2 separate regions of the Homo sapiens genome follow, and region 2 is linked to region 1. Evidence: read pairs that join two places in POLR2A ChIA-PET (ENCODE). Cell type or tissue: PC-9. All regions are shown on one strand. Links, peaks and the distances in the headings refer to the core of each region. The heading gives the core; the rest is flanking DNA. Region 1 has its middle 22 kb from the start of CMIP. Region 2 overlaps LOC105369213 (a long non-coding RNA gene).

Evidence for each region. Peaks named below come from ENCODE experiments on the same cell type or tissue, not always from the same donor. Only the 100,000 strongest peaks of a DNase experiment are listed, where the experiment ranks them.
Region 2: POLR2A ChIA-PET joins it to region 1 with 10 read pairs; 5 of 35 experiments call an interaction of 5 or more read pairs at or near these places.

What each region holds. Positions count from the first base shown.
Region 1 is chr16:81,419,659-81,425,038 of GRCh38, reverse strand. No RefSeq gene overlaps it. Among named protein-coding and RNA genes, the nearest start is that of CMIP, 22 kb to the left of the region's middle. RefSeq lists enhancers at 1-175, 44-183. In PC-9, for the core only: no CTCF peak of the experiment used is centred there; a DNase peak (open chromatin) is centred at 3,278; H3K27ac peaks cover 1,486 bases.
Region 2 is chr16:81,756,400-81,761,779 of GRCh38, reverse strand. The region is part of intron 3 of LOC105369213 (a long non-coding RNA gene); the gene reads right to left. It also overlaps a transcript of PLCG2 not described here. Among named protein-coding and RNA genes, the nearest start is that of PLCG2, 20 kb to the left of the region's middle. RefSeq lists an enhancer at 3,280-3,339. In PC-9, for the core only: no CTCF peak of the experiment used is centred there; a DNase peak (open chromatin) is centred at 3,229; H3K27ac peaks cover 1,321 bases.

The sequences.
Region 1 (5,380 bases), core at 283-5,282:
TCAGGGACTCAACTCATCCTTCATGACTCCAAGGACTAGCTGAGACTTCTGGGTAACACCTGGGATTCCCCTTCCTGCCCACTTCCTGTTTGACATTACTCAATGGTTTGGGCCATCACGTGTTGAATGTTCCCTTTCCAGGGAGGACAACAGCTTCTGTCCCTTTTTTTTTTTTTTTTCACTTTGTCACCTGGGCTGGAGTGCAGTGGTGGTGTGATCATGGCTCATTGCAGCCTCAACTTACCAGGCTCAAGCAATCCTCCCACCTCAGCCTCCCAAGTAGCTGGGATTATAGGTGTGTGCCACGATGCCCAGATAATTTGTAAAATTTTTTTGTAGAGACAGGGTCTCCCTATGTTGCCCAGGCTGGTCTTGAACTCCTGGCCTCAAGGAATCTTCCCACCTTGGCCTCCCAAAGAGTTGGGATTATAGATGTAAGCCACCGTGCTCGGCAACTTCTGTCTCTTGCTCTCTACTCTCTCCTTCCCCGTTTATTTCACATTCTCTCACTAATGTTGCATGAATAAATGTTATTGAAGTAATTAAGTAATTACCTCCTCTCCTGGGGGTTGTTTCCAACTTTTTAATATAAGTAACAATGCAACAACAAAAAGAGGTAATTTTTTTCCCCTATACTCATGAATCATTTTCTTAAGATAAATTTCTAAGAGTGGGAGAACGCATCACTGCACTTGTGGGAGCAGGAGGAAATTTTAAAAAATGGCAGATTGGGCAAAATTTATCCAATAAAGGAGCTGGAAGGAAGTGCACGGTGTCAAGGGAACATGGTTGTTGAAGGAGCGCTTTCCCACCATCGTCACTAGGAGCTTTCCTTCCCATTTCACAAACAGATCCTACAGTGGGCTGAATGTTGGTTTCCCCCTCAAAAGATATGCCCACTCAGAATCTGTGAATGTGGCCTTATTTGGAAAAAGGGTCTGAGCAAATGGAATTAAGTGAAGGACCTCAAGATAAATCATCTTTGGATGGACTCTAAATCTGATGACAAGTTATTAGAAGAGCAGGGGAAACAAGACCGAGGCCCAGGGAAGAAGGCAAAGGAAGACAGAGGCAGAGCCAGGAGTGATGTGTCCACAACCAAGGAATCCAAGGCCCCCGGAAGCTGGGAGAGAGGCGTCGAGTGGTTTCTCCCTCAGTGCCTCCAGAAGAAACCAACCCTGCTGACAACTTTGTTTATTCTTTTTAAAAATTTTTTTAAATGTTTAGTTTTCATTTTTTTGGATACATATTAGGCATATATATTTATGGGTTATATGAGATATTTTGATACAAGCATAAAATGTGTAATAATCACATCAGGGTTTTTTCCATTTAAAGCTGTGCTATAGTGACTTTATGTGTATTTTTTCTATACAAGCATTTTTTAACTAATATTTATTTATTTATTTTTAATTTTTTATTTCCATAGATTTTTGGGGAACAGGTGGTACTTGGTTTCATTAGTAAGTTCTTTAGCGGTAATTTGTGAGATTTGGTGCACCCATCACTGGAGCAGTGTACAATGAACCCAATTTGTGGTCCCCAAAGTCCACTGTATCGTTCTCTTTTTCTTTCTTGAGGCGGAGTCTCGCTCTGTCGCCCAGGCTGGAGTGCAGTGGTGTGATCTCGGCTCACTGCAAGCTCCGCCTCCTGAGTTCAAGCAATTCTCCTGCCTCAGCCTCCCGAGTAGCTGGGACTACAGGTGCCCGCCACCATGCCCGGCTAATTTTTTTGTATTTTTAGTAGAGTTGGGGTTTCACCCTGTTAGCCAGGATGGTCTCGATCTCCTGACCTCGTGATGCACCTGCCTCGGCCTCCCAAAGTGCTGGGATTATAGGCGTGAGCCACCGTGCCTGGCCCACTGTATCATTCTTATGCCTTTGCATCCTCATAGCTTAGCTCCCACTTATGAGTGAGAACGTATGATATTTGGGTTTCAATTCTTGAGTTACTTCACTTAGAATAATGACCTCCAGTCTCATCCAGGTTGCTGTGAATGCCATTAATTCATTCCTTTTTATGGCTGAGTAGTATTCCATCATATATATATATATATATATATATATATATATATATATACACACACACACATATATACACACACACATATATATACCACATATATATACCACATATATATACTGTATATATATATGTGGTATATATATATACGGTATATATATGTGGTATATATATATATGGTGTATATATATGTGGTATATATATATATATACCACAGTTCCCTTGTCTACTTGTTGATTGATGGCCATTTGGTTACACATTTTTGCAACTGCAAATTGTGCTGTTATAAACATGCATGTGCAAGTATCTTTTTTGTATAATGACTTTTTTTTGTTTTTCGAGACAGAGTTTTACTCTTGTTGCCCAGGCTGGAGTGCAATGGCATGATCACAGCTCACTGCAGCCTCTGCCTCCCGAGTTCAAGTGGTTCTCCTGCCTCAGCCTCCCAATTAGCTGGGATTACAGGCATGTGCCACCATGCCCAGCTAATTTTGTATTTTTAGTAGAGATGGGGTTTCTCCATGTTGGTCAGGTTGGTCTTGAACTCCCGACCTCAGGTGATCCACCCGCCTTGGCCTCCCAAAGTGCGGGGATTACAGATGTGAGCCACCACTCCCATCCGTATAATGACTTCTTTTCCTCTGGGTAGATATCCAGGAGCGGAATTGCTGGATCAAATGGTAGATCTACTTTCAGTTCTTTTTTTTTGAGATGGAGTTTTGCTCTTGTTGCCCAGGCTGGAGTGCAATGGCGTGATCTCAGCTCACTGCAACCTCCTCCTGGATTCAAGTGATTCTCCTGCCTCAGCCTCCCAGTAGCTGGGATTACAGGACTGCGCCACCACAGTTGGCTGATTTTTTTGTTTTTTGTTTTAGTAGAGATGCGGTTTCTCCATGTTGGTCTCGAACTCTCAACCTCAGGTGATCCGCCTGCCTTGGCCTCCCAAAATTCTGGGATTACAAGCGTGAGCCACTGCGCCCGGCCTTACTTTTGTTCTTTAAGGAATCTCCACACTGTTTTCCATGGTTATATTAGTTTAGTATAACTATGTTTTCCATGGTTATACTAGTTTACATTCCCTCCACCTGCTGACAACCTGATTCGGATTTGTGGCCTCCTGACTTGTGAGAGAATACATTTTTGTTACCTGAAGGCATAAAGTTTGTGGAATTTTGTTCCGGCAGCCTCGGGACTCTCCTATAGTCCTCATCCCTGCAGCCCCTGCCAGAAGAATGCGGCCACCGCTACAGGTGCCAGCTGGACTCACCCTTGGGGCAGGCAAGATGCTTCCTGGTGATGAGTGCCCCACCCTTCGGAGGGAAACACTGGAGCCTGCAGGGCAGAGGACAAGCCTCAGGCCATCGGGGAGAGCAGAGCATGAAACGGGGTGGTGGCAGCCTCTGGCACGGTACTTGGGAAACTAAAATTAGACTATTTTCATATGCCACACACAAATGAATTCCGGGCGGATGGAGGCCAAAATGTGGGAAACAACACTTGAAAATATTTAGTAGAAAATGTAAGACAATATTTCCATAACCTTGGTATAGGGAGGCATTTCTTAAACAAGATGAGCCTTGAAGCTTGAAGCATTTGACTATATTAAAATTACAGAAAAAAAACCCCTGAACATCAAAGGGTACCATAAACAAGTAAAAAGACAAGCTCTAGACCAGCACAAAAGTCTAGCAATGCAAATTAGTAACCAGGATTTACAAAGAAGCCCTGCAAATCGATATGCATGATCAACTCTCAACTCCAACTGCAAAATGGGCAGATATGAATAGGGAATTGCCCAAAGCAGAAGCAATAAGATATGAAAAGATTTTCAATCTAGTCTGGGTGTGGTGAGATCATGCTTGTAATCCCAACACGTAGGAGGCTCAGACAGGAGGACTGCTTGAGCTCAGGAGTTTAAGACCAACCTGGGCAACACAGCAAGACCCTGTCTCTACAAAAACTTTTTTTTTTAAATTAAGTGGGCATGGTGGTGCGCGCCTGTGGTCCCAGCTGCTTGGAAGGTGGAGACAGGAGGATGGCTTGAGCCTGGGAGGTCGAGGCTGCAGGGAGCCATGATTGTGCTATTGCACTCCAGCCTGGGTGACAGATCAAGACCCTGTCTCAAAAACAAAAAATGATTCTCGACCTCACTAAAAAGTATTAGGGGGTACAAATTAAACGACAGTGATACTCCATTGCATCTTCATCAGATTGATAGAAAATAAAAAGTTTGACACAGCCAAAGACCGGTGAGAACTGGAGAGGCCTCGCTGGCAGATGGACATCAGCAGTGGAAGTACTTCCTTCACCTGGTCTTATGGACTGAACTGTGGCCCCCAAATTCAAATGGTGGAGATCTATCCCTCGGCACCTCAGAATGAGACCATATTTGGAAATAGGGCCTTGAAGAGGTAGTAATTAAGGTAAAATAAAGCCGTATGGGTGGGTTCTGATCCTGACATGTGTCCTAATAAGAAGAGGAATTAGGACACAGACACACAGAGGGAAGACCACGTGAAGACAGAGGGTGAAGGGGCCATCTGCAAGCCAGGGAGAGAGGCCTCAGGAGCAGCCAACCCTGCCCACATCGTATTATTATTATTATTTTTTTAAACAGAGTCCCACGCTGTTGCCCAGGCTGGAGTGCAGTGGCGTGATCTCGGCTCACTGCAACCTCTTCCTCCCGAGTTCTAGAGGTTCTTGTTCCTCAGCCTCCCGAGTAGCTGGGATTACAGGCTACTCAAGCACGCACCACCACGCCTGGCTAATTTTTGTATTTTTAGTAGAGACAGGGTTTCACCATGTTGGCCAGGGTGGTCTCAACTCCTTAGCCTCATGTGATCCACCTGCCTCGTCCTCCCAAAGTGCTGAGATTACAGGTGTGAGCCACCACGCCCAGCCCCCTGCCCACACCTTCGACCAAAACGGTGAGAAAAGAAATTTCCGGTGTTTAAGACACCTAGTCTGTGGTATTTTATTATGGCAGCTCTTGTCAACTAACACACCTTGTAAAGTTAACAATGTTCAAATAATCTTCCCTGCAATTTAGCTCTTACATATAAATGTTAGGCCTTTGTTACTCAAACTGTGATTCCTGAACTGGTAGCATCCACGTCAACTGCAAGCTCCTTAGAAATGCAGAATCTTGGCCCCACGCGGACCTCCTGAATTGGAGCCCGCATTTTAACTTTGACTTTTTGTTTAGTTTTGTTTGTTTTTGAGACTGAGATTCACTCTTTTCACCCAGCCTGGAGTGCAATGGCACCATCTCAGTTCACTGCAACCTCCGCCTCCCAGGTTCAAGTAATACTGCCTCAGTGTCCCAAGTAGCTGGATTTTACAGGTGCCTACCACCACA
Region 2 (5,380 bases), core at 248-5,247, 340 kb before region 1:
CCCTTTTTACTTTTCTGTATGTTTTAAAATTTTTATAATAAAAGATTGGAAAAATGAGAAGAGCAAACAACTACATAGCAAATACAATGAGCTAGATATGGTTCTAAGCCTTATGTCTGTTAACTCATCCCATCCTCAGCCCAACCCATGAGGGGTGTTCTATTTTGATCCCCATTTTACAAAGGAGGAAACTGGGGCATAATGAAGTTCGAGCCATGGTCAAGTTTGAAAGGCTAGCCGAGGGAAAGACATATGACTCTAACCTAGGCAGTCAGCTCCCAGGCTGCTGCCCAAGCTTAACCATTACAACGCGTCACCTCTCACCCATGTACTGTGTTATAATCAGAAGAATTACACTTTCATAATTACAATACACTTACATTTAAGTATTATCATTACTATTATTATTACTTTAAAGACAAGGTCTGGCCCTGTTGCCCAGGCTGGAGTGTAGCGGCTTGACCATAGCTCACTGCATCCTTGAACTCCTGGGTTTAAGAGATCCTCCTGCCTCAGCCTTCTGAGTAGCTAGGACTACAAGTATGCACAACCACACCCAGCTAACTTTAAAAACATTTTTGTAGCTGGGCGCAAGTGGCTCATACCTGTAAGGCCAGCAGTTTGGGAGGCTAAGGTGGGAGGATCACTTGAGCCCAGAAGTTTGAGACCAGCCTGGGCAACATAGTGAAACCTTGTTACTACAAAAAATACAAAAATTAGCCAAGTGTGGTGGTGCGCACTTATAGTCCCAGCTACTGAGAAGTAGGAGAATCACCTGAGCCCAGGAGGTCGCTGTTGCCGTGAGCTGAGATCACGCCACTGCATTCTAGCCTGGGTGACAGAGTGAAACTCTGTCCTCAAACAAACAAACAAAAATTTTAAGCCAGGGATCTCACTATATTGCACAGGCTGGCCTTGAGCTCCTAGCCAGAGATGAGCCTCCTGCCTTAGCCTACCAAAGTGCTGGGATTATAGGTACTTGCCACCATGCTCAGCTAATTATTATTATTATTATTATTATTTTTTTTTTTAATAGAGACGGGGTCTCACTATGTTGCCCAGGCTGCTCTTGAACTCCTGCCCTCAAGTGATCCTCCCACCTTGACCTCCCAAAGGGTTGGGATTATAGGCATGTGCCATTGTGCTCAGCCCATATAAGTATTATGTAGTGGGCTCTGCCATTCTTTTTGGGTGCCCAGCAAAATTTGACCTCCTATGTTTGACTGCCTCCCCATATAAGGCCACACCTAGCCAAAGAAAAAGCCAGATCTTGTTTTCCCACACTCCCTTGCAGCTTGGGTAGGGACGCTCAGCTCTGCCCCATAGTCAGACGTACCAGCATCAGGCTTGTGTCCAAAAGCCACCAACAAGAGAAGCAGGTGTCAGAGGGTACATATCTGGCAAAGGTAGTGGCAGAAACACCTGGTATCTGGAGGGAGAGAACCAGAGGGTGCAGCACCCTGAGCCCAGCAGAACCAGCCATGCTCTGTGCCCAGTCCTGGCAGTGGGCACTGCTCTACTCGAGCAATCCCACCTGTGGTTGTGCTTTGTTTCTGGCTATGTAGACTCCAGACCTGGATCTCTGCCCTCCTGGAGACTCTCCAAGCCACCTAATGTCCTTTAATAAATTCCTCATTCTTCCTAACACTAGAATGAATTCCTGCTGTGCCTCCTACAACTGATAGATGAGCAGTGGCGCGATCTCGGCTCACTGCAAGCTCCGCCTTCCAGGTTCACGCCATTCTCCTGCCTCAGCCTCCCCAGCAGCTGGGACTACAGGCGCCCGCCACCACTCCCGGCTAATTTTTCGTATTTTTAGTAGAGACGGGGTTTCACCGTGTTAGCCAGGATGGTCTCGATCTCCTGACCTTGTGATCTGCCCGCCTCGGCCTCCCAAAGTGCTGGGATTACAGGCGTGAGCCACCACGCCCGGCCTACATTGTATTCTTAACTATAGAAAGAAAACTCAGCAGAGCTACAAGACTGGAAAGGAGCTACGGACAAGTGCTCAGTGCAATGGGTAACGTACAATTTAAGGGAAATTTGACAAGTATATGTCCATATATACAAGCTATAAGCTATCCTTGGAAGATCATCTAGAAAGCGGCAACAGTAGCGGTCCCTAGGAGGAGTTTGGATGACAGGGGCTCCAGGCACTGGGGGTCTCAAGACAGATCAGACTAGAAAGAAACTTTGGAGGAAGTAGGATACGGTGGCAGAGGCACTGAAAGAGCCAGGCTTTGCAGTAGATCTATTCAGGTTGAAAATGCAGCTTTCCTGCTTGGGAGACTCATTGAATCTGTGATTTTAGACCTTTAGAATTCTGCAGCAGTGCAGATATTACCTATCAAAGAATAAATAACATAAGTAAATATATTTAAAAGGGAAATAAAAAAGATTAAATATTAATCATAGTGGTCTGTGGGAGGTTCTTTTTCCATCTCTTTATACATTTTTGGCTTTTTCAAATATCTTAGCATGAGGATGTGTGCTTTAAAAACCAAAAACAAAACAAAACAATGAGAAGGAACTGGAGCCTACAGAATAGGAAAGAATATTTGCAAATCATGTATCTGATAAAGGACTAGTATCTAGAATCTATAAAGAACTCTTACAACTCAATAATGAAAAGACAACCCAATTAACAGTGGGTAAAGAATCCAAATGGACATTTCTTCAAAGAAAATATACAAATGACTGATAATAACACGTAAAGATACTTCCTGGGAAATGTAAATTAAAACCATAATGAGGTTTCACTTCACACCTGCTAGAAAGGCTAAATTTAAAAAGATGGACGATAGCCGGGTGCGGTGGCTCACGCCTGTAATCTCAGCACTTTGGGAGGCCGAGGCAGGTGGATCACCTGAGGTCAGGAGTTCGAGACCAGCCTGGCCAACATGGTGAAACCCCGTCTCTACTAAAAATATAAAAATTAGCTGGGCATGGTGGTGTGCACCTGTAATCCCAGCTACTCGGGAGGCTGAGGCAGGAGAATCGCTTGAACCTGGGAGGCAAAGGTTGCAGTGAGCTGAGATTGTGCCACTGCACTCTAGCCTGGGCAACAGAGTGAGACTCTGTCTCAGGAAAAAAAAAAAAAAAGAGAGATGGACAATAACAAGTATTGGTGAGGATATGGAGAAATTGGAAGCTTCCTACACTGCTGGTGGGAGTAGTAAATGTTGCAGCTGCTGTGGAAAATAGTTTAGCAGTTCCTCAAAAGGTCAAACGCAGAGCTACTGTATGACTCAGCAAGGCCACTCCTAGGTAAATACCAAAAAGAAATGAAAGCTCATCCACACAAACACTTACACATAAATGTTAACAGCAGCATTATTTATAATAGCCAAAAGGAGAGGCAACCCAAATGTCCGTCAACTGATGAACAAATGAACCAGATGTGATCTATCCATAAAATGGAATATTACTCAGCAATAAAAAGAAACGATTTGCTGATCCACGCTACAAAATGAATAAACGTTGAAAATGCAATGCTAAGTGAGCCTGGGCACGAGGGTTCACACCTCTAATCCCAGCACTTTGGGAGGCCCAGGCAGGCAGATCGCTTGAGCCCAGGACTTTGAAATCAGCCTGAGGAACACCGCGAAACCCCATCTCTGCAAAATAATACAAAAATCTAGCCAGGCCTGGTGGCGAGCGCCTGTGGTCCCAGTTACTCAGGAGGCTGAGGTGGGAGGATCGCTTGAGCCCGTGAGGTGGAAGCTGCAGAGAGCTGAGATCACACCACTGCGCTCCAGCCTGGGTGACAGATCGAGACAGTGCCTCAAAAAACAAAACAAAACAAAACAGCAACAATAACGACAGCACATGATGCTAAGTGAAAGAAGCCTGACACAAAAGGCCACATATTATATGATTCTATGTACATGAAATGTCCGGAATAGGCAAATCCACAGAGAAAGAAAGTAGATGAGTAATTGAAGGGGTGGGGGAAGGGGGTATAGGGAGTGACGGCCTAAGGGGTACTGGGTTTCTGTTTGGGGGTGATGAAAAGTTTCAAAAATTGATTGTGGTGATGATGTCAGTGCTCTGTGAATACACTATAAGCCATCGAATCACACTTTAAATGGGTGAATTGCGTGATACATGAATTATATCTCAATAAAGCTCTTTTCCAAATGTAAAAAATAGGAAGTGCTGGAGGAAAATGTGAAACAACAGCTTTTTTTCTTTTTTCTTGTCTTTTTTCTTTTTTGAGACAGAGTCTCACTCTGTCACCCAGGCTGGAGTACAGTGGCGCTTTCTCGGCTCTTCTGCACCTCTGTCTCCTGGATTCAAGCGATTCTCTTGCCTCAGCCTCCCAAGTAGCTGGGATTACAGCCACCTGCCACCGCGCCCGGCTAATGTTTATATTTTTAGTAGAGACGGGGTTTCACCATCTTGGCCAGGCTGGTCACTAAACAGCTTTTTTTTCTATGAGGCTTTTACTCTTTTGTTTTTTTGTTTGTTTGGGGGTTTTGTGTGTTTTGTTTCCAGGGCCTAGCAGAAAATTGGAGCCCAGAAAATGGGTGGGTGGATGGATGAATGGATGAATGATTGGATAAAGAGATGATTGAATGATCGGATGGGTGGATGAGTGGGTGGATGGAATTTCCAATGTGGTCCCTCCTAGAGCTCCCTTTTTCCTTTGACTCACCCAAAAGTAAAAGAGATGCAACTATTCCAAAATGATTGTCTTTTCAAAACTCTTCATTCCAGCAGCATCTGAGCTCAGGCAAACAACCACTCACCAAGATACAGAGTCACTACACTTCCTACCACATTTCCTCTCCTTTGCCCAAAGTAGCAGCAAGTAGGAACCACTGGAATCCCATACACAATTTCTAAAAACAGGCGTAGAGGCGCGGTGTGTGTGTTCCAGGCCTGTGCCCCAGGCTGTGGGGCTCTCAAGACAGATCAGACTCGGAACAAACTGCTGAAGAAGCAGGATAAGGCAGCAAGCTCACTGAAGAGCCAGGCTGTGCAGTAGACACATCTAGGCTCAAACGCAGCTTTGTTGTTTGGGCAACTCACTGTCTCTCTGGGCTCTCAGCTCCTTATCTGTAAAACAGTGCCAATAACACCCGCCTCACGAAGTCCACGCCTCTTCAACACCAGTATTAATGAGGGGTTCACTTGGGACCTGGTACCTCTCACTTAGCTTCCTTCTTTCCCCCACCACCTCTGTGCCTGGCCTCCCCTGTCCTGAGACACTGTATGGTGTGGTCACCTTCATAAGCTCTGGTTTCAGATGACCTGGATTGAGTACAGGCTTGGCTCCTCCACTGTGTGACCTTGGGCAACATACTTAACCTCTCTCTGCCTCCGTTCCCTCATCTGTAAAATGGGGTTAATAATAATAGCTGCCGTATAAGATAGC